Linked DNA regions of Homo sapiens: region 2 is linked to region 1. A link is a loop called in an ENCODE intact Hi-C map of the cell type or tissue named here. Cell type or tissue: breast epithelium. All regions are shown on one strand. Links, peaks and the distances in the headings refer to the core of each region. The heading gives the core; the rest is flanking DNA.

Region 1 (4,728 bases), core at 861-3,360:
CCATTTATCTTTTTGTTATTTCTAGTTTAATCCCATTGTGGTCTGAGAACACATTTTGTATGTTAAAGTGTTGTTTTAACTCCCAGAATGAGTTCTAGGTTGGTTAACGTCCTGTGTGAATTTGAAAAGAATAAATATTCTGGTGTTTTTGGATAAAGTGATCTTAATGATATTAAGTTGATTGATAGTGTTTTCAGGTCAATTACATCCTTCCTGATCTCTTGGCAGCTTGATCTATTAAGGGATGTTGAAGTCTCTGGCTACAATAGATTTGTCTGTTTTTCCTTGTGGTTCTATCAGTTTTTGCCTCACATATTTTTAACATCTACTGTTAGGCACATACATATTAAAAATTATTGTCTTCTTAGAGAATTAACCCCTTTATTGTTACATGATGCCCTCTTCTATCCCTGAAAATTTTTCTTGTTTTGAAATCTGCTTTGTCTAAAGTTAATATAGCTACTGCAACTCTCTTTTGATTAGTGTTAACATGGTATTTTTTTTGGCTCCTTTACTTTAAATTTATCTGTGTCTTTATATACAGTCATTCCTTGGTATCCATGGGAGATTGGTTGCCTTCTCCCCAGTACTCTACACTACTGTAGAGATGAGGGCTCAAGTCACTTATATAAAATGGTGTAGTATTTGCATATGACCTACATACATTCTATCATATACTTTGTTTTAAACATTTTTTATAACATTAATATTTATTGCTTTATATGAATACTGTATTGAAAGCCCAAGCATTCCATTTACTCACAGAAACTGTACAATTATATATTACTTCATAAATGCAATGAACACATTACAGTCTACAAAATCAGAAATTACAGAAGTTTAAAAATTCTGAGTATCAAATAATACAGATGAAGAAATAGACATAAATATGGCAGCCCATAATTTTGACAAAGAAATTGTAGCCTCCCTGACTTTAAATATGTGAATTTGAAAATACTGAGTTTGGAGTAATCATTGTGCTTTGTGTTGGTCTAAAAAATATAACACTGGCTGTCAAATCAGCATGTCTGAAAATATTTAATTCACTTCCAAATGTCATACAAATTATTGTGGCTTCTATGTACCCTAAGGCTTCAGTCATTTAGCTCAGGTACATTACTAAAAGTAATATATCAATTCTTCCAGTACAGTGATGTTTCACATCATTCACATTTGCATACTCTGGAATAAAATAGAAAGTAATGTGTTATATTCAAAATATTCAGAAAAGCAAGCAAAAGGTCAAGGAAACTGCTGGTTATTCTGAAATAATCTTGTGTTGAGGTGAGAAATTAAAGAAAAATAAAATTAAAAAGAGAAAAAAGTTTTCCTGTTTTAGGCTAACTTGTCCAAGAGGCAGCAACAGGCACAGCCCAGACCTAGGAAAAGTCTTGATAATATTATCTAATGTGCTCTGGAGACTCTCCCAGCACCCCCTCAACACAGGGAGAAGAAAAACAAATTTTCCTTTGCTTTATGGAATGAGTTTATAGATTCTTGTTGTCTGTAACTAGTGATTTTAAGTATTCTGTTTTATCTAAGAAGTACAAAAAAAGTCATGAGAAGCCTGAGTAGGCCTGAACTACAGCTGCCTGGGCCCCACAGTGAAGGTTATAGGATAAGCCCCTGCACAGGCAAACCTAGATAAGGAACATCTGGGTTGCTTGGCAACGGTCATATGCAATCCTGTCTTTGTCCTGCCTCTGGATCCCTCCTTTCATGCCACTGTAAGCTTGCTTCAAGCTAGCCCACCCCGTTTTGTGAAGTGTGTATGAAAGTCAGGTGCTGTCTTTGTTCTGGGCCCAGCCTTTTGGACATGAGTCAGCTGGGCCTGAGTGCACTCAATAAAGATTCTCCTGTTTCAACCCAAGGTCTCTCTCGTCCTCCTGAATCCCGCAACATTTCTGGTGAGTCAGCCAGGAGGCCGTGGAGAGGACAGGTTGGCTGTCTCCTTTGCCTGTAGGTGGTCTGGGGCCCCAGCAGTGGGAGACCTGTAACTTCAGGCACCACTGGAAGAACTTAAGCCCAGAGAAGGAAACGGCTCTTCCACTCCCCAGCGCCCCTCCCCAGATGGTGCATCAGAACCTGGAGGGTTGCAGGACAATCTCAAGAGCAGCAGGCAGACATCTGAACCGTGGTAAGGTTTTGGGGCCCAAGGCAGGGAAGCCCGTCCCCTAAGGACAAAGGGGAGCTTGATCACTTCCCAGGGAATGACCACTAATCCAACCCAGAGCGGTTGGGGGCGGCAGGAGAGTCTTGCCCATTTGGATGAACCTCTTGTCCCCACTAACAAAGTGAAAGTGGTTCACTGGATCTGGAGACAGGAACTGGAAAAGGGGAGGAAATGGGCCAATAGAGCGGCAAGTGCAGCAAGGTAGAGATTGCTGGCAGGGTGGCAAGAGTGGCTTGCCACCCCAACTGGGAGTGTGTGGGTGCATGTGAACCCACCCGGGACACGAGAGACACTTGTTTCATCTGATGAGGAGTCCCGGGGCAGGGGAGGTTTGTGAAAGTGTGTGAAAGAGACGGTTCCGGGAGAAACCAATGTGAGGAGTGACATGCAGGGGGCTGCAGGTCTCTTAGTAGAGGCTGTATGCTCCGAGCAACATATAGGACCAACTGGGTCTGATCAGCCTAAAAGGAAAGGAAAAGGGAGTGTGCTGAGCCTTGAAGGGAGAAAGGGAAGACTGAATGTGATGCATTGTTACTGGGAGGAAATGGGAGGAAAATCCTCAAAACCCACCCCCTTGGAATGCATGCTAAAGAACTTTAAAAAAGGCGTTGCGGGAGATTAAGGAGTCAAGTTAACCCCTCAGATGCTGAAAACTCTCTGTGAATTAGAATAGCCCTCTTTTAGTGTGGCTGCCTGGCCCAAGGCACTATAGATAAAGAAATTGGCCATGTGTTTTAAGGTGGTGACTAGGGTGGGAGGACAGCCAGGACATTCAGACAAAGACTTTATATTTACTCATGGCTAAATAGATGCAGCCCTGCCTAGCAGTTTATTGCAGAATGCTCGCAGCTCAAGCCAAGAGAAATCAGCTGCGCTGGCAGCTACAGAGTTAAAAGGAAAGTCACAGGGGCTTGTAGCACAGCCGAGCCAAAAGTGAAGGTAAAAATCAGCTGCCCTGGCAGCTATAGAGACAAAAGAAAAGTCTCAGGAAAGGCAAAAAAATTGGTTTTGCAAGAATAACGGGACAATCTACCCCCCCTTTACCAAGCCTAACTGCCCCTAAGAAGTTAAGTTCAAACCAATACATGTTCCCAGTCTCACCCGAGAAGGAGAAATCAGAGCTCCAGGAAGTTAAAGTGAAAGATTTGAAAAGTCAGGCAGGCTATCTCAGGTCTGTCCGTGCCCAAGTTATGCTTATACCTCTTAAGAGGACAAGTGGACCCCCACTAGGACCCAGATGATGCAGTCCAGCTTCTGTGCCTGCAAAGATGCAGAGAAGCACTTCTGCAAAGGCTAAAAGATGGTAGAAGAGAAAGGCAATCAATATAGAAAAAATCTCAGAGGTGCTCCAGGGTACAGATAAAAGCACCAGCCAGTTTTATAAAAGACTTTGTGACGCATTTTGGTTGTACACTCCATTTAACCCCGAGGCTGCTGAAAATCAGCGCATGGTGAATATGGCGTTTGTAAGGCAAGCCCAGGGAGATATCAGGCAAAAATTGCGGAAGTTAGAAGCTCCGCAGGCGTCAATGCCACTCAGCTTATTAAAGTGGCTACCAAGGTGTACATTAACCGAGATCAGGAGGCAAAAAAGGAGGCTGATCATTAAGAAAGGCTAATTTGCTAGCAGCAGCCCTTAGAGGAAGAGAAGCTGACTTTGCAAGGAGGCTTGGACGCGGGCATGAACGTAGTCGTGGAAGAGGCTATTCTGGACAAGAATTTGAAGGCCTGCCGAGGCTAAAGAGAGATTAATGTGCACGGTGCAAAAGGAAAGGACACTGAAAAGATGAATGTCAAAAGAATAAGGAAAATGGTTAGGGCGATGGTATAAGAAAATCACCAGCCAAGGGCTACTGCACCCAGGAGGAACCCAAGACCTTCTGCACCTGCTGTAAAAGGCAGGATATAAAGTGTCAGGAAAAAAGACTCAAATCTGCTCTAAAAGTGTCCAGTATTTAAGCTTTTACATAAGCCAAGAGAAAAGATGGCTTAGTAGTGAACAAAAGCAGGCTGTTTATGCACTTCCTACTCCAACCACCAGGCATCAGATAAAAAAGTTCCTAGGGGCAGCAAGGTTCTGCCGCATTTAGATCCCAAATTTCTTGCTCATGGATAAGCCATTATACGAAGCCACAAAGGGGAGGAAAGAAGGAGCCCCTTCTCTGGAAGGCCAACCAGGAAAAGGCTTTTAAGGAAATAAAAAAAAAAGCCTTGACTCAGGCCCCAGCTTTAGGGTTACCAGATCTAACTAACTAAGCTTTTCTTCTTGTATGCCCACAAGTGAAAGGGACGCCATAAAGGTTCTAACTCAAGCCATAAGGTCATGGCATCACCCGGTGACATACTTATCCAGCAATTAGATTCTGTGGCACTTTGATGACCTCTTTGTTTTAAAGCACTAGCTGCCACTGCCCTACTGGCGCAGGAAGCTAATAAACTGACTTTAGAGACTGTGAATACCCTAAAGGAGCTCCTAAAGGAGCAAGGAGCTACCTTGCTCCTTCCTCATCAAGTCAGTGCCAGGAGGCCCCCTTCATTGCTGTATGGACGTGGTA
Region 2 (4,728 bases), core at 950-3,449, 620 kb before region 1:
CATGGAGACAAAATCCCTTAGTGGAGCAGGATGGAGTCATTACTCAGATCTTGCTTCTGAAAGTTGAACCAGATTTGGCATATCTAAAAGAGATTTGGAGACCACCCCAAAAGAGCACAAAATAAATTGTGTAACAAGAAGTTTTGGTTGGCTCTACTTTGAGGATAGTATGAACCGTGAGTTGGCCCTAAAACAAATCCATTTTCCTACAGGATTTGAGGTTGTGGGAAACCAAGGACCAAGCTGAATCTACCAAGGCTGACTCAATCATGAAAAAAAAAAAATCATACAAGACCAAAACTGTCTCTTAAATGAGAATCGTTTATTTTTGTTTTGTTTTGCTTTTTCCCCCCTCTGAGTGGCCATGGTGAAAAATAAAAAGACACTATGACTGTGGTGGTTCCATTAGTAGGTTTCACTCTTAAAAAGGCTCATCATTTCTCTAGCCATCTCTCCTCCTGCAAATCACAAAAGCCACAAGGAATTCCAGAATCACACATGTCTATAAACAGAAAGATCATGGATTGGTTAAGAGTATGAATACAACAGCCAGACTATCTGGATTTAAATACTGATTCTGCCCTTTACAAGCAGTGTGACTTTGGACAAATTACTTAACCTCTCTGTGCCTCAGTGTCCTTCTCTGTAACACAGGTAATCTATGCACCACCTCATTTCTTAGTGTGAGAAATAAATTAATTCATATAGTATGCTTTCTCTCACAAAATAAGCACTAGATAATAATAACAATTGTTATTATGTATCGTTTAAAAAAATCAATCAGAACATTCATTTATTGAAAGCCTGTGACTGGAATGGACAACAAAAAAGAGGTGTAAAATGCAGTTTATACCCTCAGGTAATTTACAATCTAGTTAAGGAGCTGGCTGTCCAATTAAACTGTCTGACTCAGTGTTCTCTGTCTGATCAGATTAGGGTAACTTGAATGGTTACCCTGCAAAGGAGGCTTTAAAGTTAAGGGAAGGATACACGGAGGGTTCCCCAGGATGTGAGTGCCAAGGGTGTCTTAGATGCAATAGCAGGTGGCTGATCAAGACAGCCAGAAAACTTTCTTTAGTTATTTACTCTGTCCTGTCCCATCCCAAATTCAGCTGTCAGACTGTCATCCCCAGACATCCAGAGCCTTTGGGAAAAACTCAGCCCTCTGTGACAGAAACATGTTGTTAACTTTTTTCTGCTCTCCTCATTTCCTCATCACTTGCCCTCCTAACCCAGTCATTTTGTTCCTAGCTTGAGAGTGGGAATGTTACAAAATGCTTTCCTTTGAACAAATCCTTATACATGTTTTATAATTCCTTCCCCCAGCTATTGGAATAATAGCTTCATCATCCCTCCAAACACATACATCACCCACACATGCAACACACATGTACCACCCATTACCCAACACACACACATGCACAGATACTTAGCTATGACGTTAGCCTCAGCCTCAACCTCCACTGGGCCCAAATCTCAATACATGCTATCGTTCACCAGTCATAAATATCTTGCAAAACATGCCCACTGACACTTCAGACCCTTGGAGCGTGCTGCTTGCACCTGCAAGCTCCTCTCTCAGACATGTTTCTGAAGCTGAGGAGTTGGTTTCTAACACGTGATCTGACCTGACCTCCACTAGATTGACAGGTAGCTTCTACATCTCTCTCCTGCCTCTAGGAACTTAGGAGCACAGGCACACTAAAGGTAATGCTAGTGAAATGCTTTAGCGTCCTGCAACTTTGCCTCTGGGAAAATCGCAAACCACTTTGCCAATGCTGACTAACCCCAATTAGAGTTTCAAACCAGGCCTGCAGAGGAGGGATTATTTGTAGACATTGTAATAGGTGGGTGTGTTTGTGTGTGTGAAAAGAATTTGAACACGCATCAAGAACCAAATTTAGGTGGAGGAGATCTGTGACTAAATTTATTTTAGTATTTACATTTGTGGTTAAGCAGGAGTCCTTCCACCTTCTCTCTTGTGTTGTTAAACATCGATAGGAATTTGGATTATATTACTGAACACTGTGAGGATCAAAGTACATGGGAGGATTATATTAGTAGGTCTCTAGGTAACTTCAAGATAAAAGAGGTTGAGCTACAGAGGTCTGCATTGCTCTAAGGGGCATGCCTAGGTTATATCATCTATGAAACACAGGCAGTCTTTTGTGGATTCATTGTCTACTAAGCAGCTAAAATTTTCTAAGAAAATAACAGGTTGGGGTTTTTTTGTTAATGTCCAATTACTCTAGAACTGTCAGCTGTAAAGTATCATTTCTTCTTAGAGAATGTTCTATCAGTATTTTTATTTCTGTTCAGACCTGACAAGATGAAAATAAAGGAAAAAATAGTACACATTTGTGCGCTATAATGCAAATGTCTTGGAGTGTGGCAGCAGTCTGCAGTAGTGGTGGAACTGAAAAATGCCTAGGCCCTGTCAGACTGAGATGAATATTTTATGAACATGTATGATTTGGAGGCTTATATATTAAAAGCATTATTTTTAAAGTGCGATTGAAACCAGATACACCCCTCCCCAAATAAATGCCAAACAGAGAAAGGTGAAAACAGCATTCTCGTCCACCCTCCCCAGGTTCGAGTTTAGGTGATCATCTTGGCAGTAGGTGTCCATATGGATCCTCACAAGAATTATATGAGTGTGTTGTGTTAATTTGGCTAAAAATATATGTCAGTGCCTGCATACTCCTTTTGCTTCTTTTGGTTCTCATTGCCTATATTTAAAAAATTGTATTCATTTAAAGGAAAATCATTAACTCAAAAGGTAGTTACTGAATGCCCTTTTGTGCCAGGTACTGTGTTAAATCGGGTGATCACACAGATTTGTAAGATTCTTCTCCCTGCTCTTCCTGAAAATATGACCTTAGAAGAAAGCCAAAATTCAAACATGATAGAGAAAATGTATGGGGTCTGTAACACTCAGAAAACCAATACCCAATTCTGTTACTGGTAGTAGGAGGAAAGCTTGGTAGGTTGGACTTCCAAGAGCACCCTTGGGTTGAAATATAAATAGCGAGGAGTAGAAAGCCAGGTGTCCCAGTGCAGAGGGACTGAGGAGTCAGACAGCATGGTGACCTTGGGCAAAGCCAAGCAGTCTGGTGTGGTTAGAGCATGGATTTTATTTAAAGAAAGGAATAGATATGAGGCTGGGAAAGTAGGCAAGAACTAGATCCTAATGAGCCTTATATGCCCATGCCAAGATTGAATGTCATCCTGATGGCAAAAAGCAGCCATTCAAAGAGTTGGTCAGAAATGGGTGGAAAGTCCCCCCTAAAATAACTGCATAAGAGTGAAGTGAAACAAAATGACCCAGCAGTTATTAGGGATACTGTGGGTTAAGATGAGAAACTCATTGTTTCTTTCACTCTATTCAACACTTGTATAATTTTCTTCCATATACTGGGCTCTCTCCTAGGCACTGGTGATTCAGTGATGATCAATACAGACATGGTCCTTGCCTTCAAAGAGCTGACAGTATAGTTGGAGAAATGGTCATTTAATCAAGCAGTTATAACACAATATGCTATGTAGGATGACTGGAGAGGTATACATTACTGCTGGAAGAAGCATATAGCAAGGGCATCTTAACAAGACTAGGGAGGCCTCCTGGAGGAAGTTATGAATAAACTAAACCCTGAAAAATACACAGAAATTAGCCCTCAGGATAAGATAAACACAGTAAGGATGCTCTAGAGGGGGAAATAAAATGAGTGAGGATCTTGAAGAGAGGGAATGGCCCATTTAACAAACCAAAATAGTTTATTATGGTTGTACTGTGGGTTGCAAGGAGGAGACTGTCAGGGAGTAAAGTGGCAACATACTTAGAGGTCTTAAAAGCCATGTTAGGCCAGGCGTGGTGGCTCACACCTGTAATCTCAGCAATTTGGGAGGCCAAGGCAGGCAGATCACAAGGTCAAGAGATCGAGACCAGCCTGGCCAACATGGTGAAACTCCATCTCTACTAAAAATACAAAAATTAGCTGGGCATGGTGGCATGCACCTGTAGTCCCAGCTACTCGGGAGGCTGAGACAGGAGAATCGCTTGAACCCGGGAGGCAGAGGTTGCGATCAGCTGAGATTGCGCCATTGCACTCCAGACTGCTGACAGAGTGAGACTCCATCTAAAAAAAAAAAAAAAAAAAGGCATGTTAAAGTTATCTTACTTCAGGCTGGGCACAGTGGCTCATGCCTGTAATACCAGCACTTTGGAAAGCCGAGGCTGGTGGATCACTTGAGGTCAGGAGTTTGAGACTAGCCTGGCCAACATGGTGAAACCCCATCTCTACTAAAAATACAAAAATTAGCCAGGCATGATGGCGGGCGTCTGTAATTCCAGCTACCTGGGAGACTGAGGCAGGAGAATCACTTGAACCCAGGAGGCGGAGGTTGCAGAGAGCCAAGATCATGCCATTGCACTCCAGCCTGGGCGACGGAACAAAACTCCGTCTTAAAAAAAAAAAAAATAAAGTTAACTAACTTTACCTGAACAGGAGTGGGAAGGGTTTTAAGCATGCAAATCACAAGGTCAACTTTGTGTTTTGGAAAGATCACTCTCGCTGCAGCACAAAGTATATGGGAACTAGGAAGTACTGTAACCAAGGGGACCAATTAGGTTGCTGATGAGGTCATCCAAGTGGGAGGCGACCCTGACCTGAGGAGGAGGGTGACAGCATGGACAAAGAAAAAGAGAAAGTGTCAGCAGGACTTGGC

The links. A loop is a pair of places that touch in the nucleus more often than their neighbours do. Peaks named below come from ENCODE experiments on the same cell type or tissue, not always from the same donor. Only the 100,000 strongest peaks of a DNase experiment are listed, where the experiment ranks them.
Region 2: it touches region 1 in a loop (23-fold over the local background); 1 of 110 quality-filtered maps calls a loop at or near these places.

What each region holds. Positions count from the first base shown.
Region 1 is chr3:112,300,578-112,305,305 of GRCh38, forward strand. It overlaps LOC105374042 (a long non-coding RNA gene), which reads left to right and starts at 1,901. Exons shown (of 5, transcript NR_147411.1): 1 at 1,901-2,137. RefSeq lists an enhancer at 1,548-2,420. In breast epithelium, for the core only: no CTCF peak of the experiment used is centred there; no DNase peak of the experiment used is centred there; H3K4me3 peaks cover 1,226 bases.
Region 2 is chr3:111,680,187-111,684,914 of GRCh38, forward strand. All of the region lies in intron 1 of PLCXD2 (phosphatidylinositol specific phospholipase C X domain containing 2), which reads left to right. Among named protein-coding and RNA genes, the nearest start is that of PLCXD2-AS1, 5.1 kb to the left of the region's middle. In breast epithelium, for the core only: no CTCF peak of the experiment used is centred there; no DNase peak of the experiment used is centred there.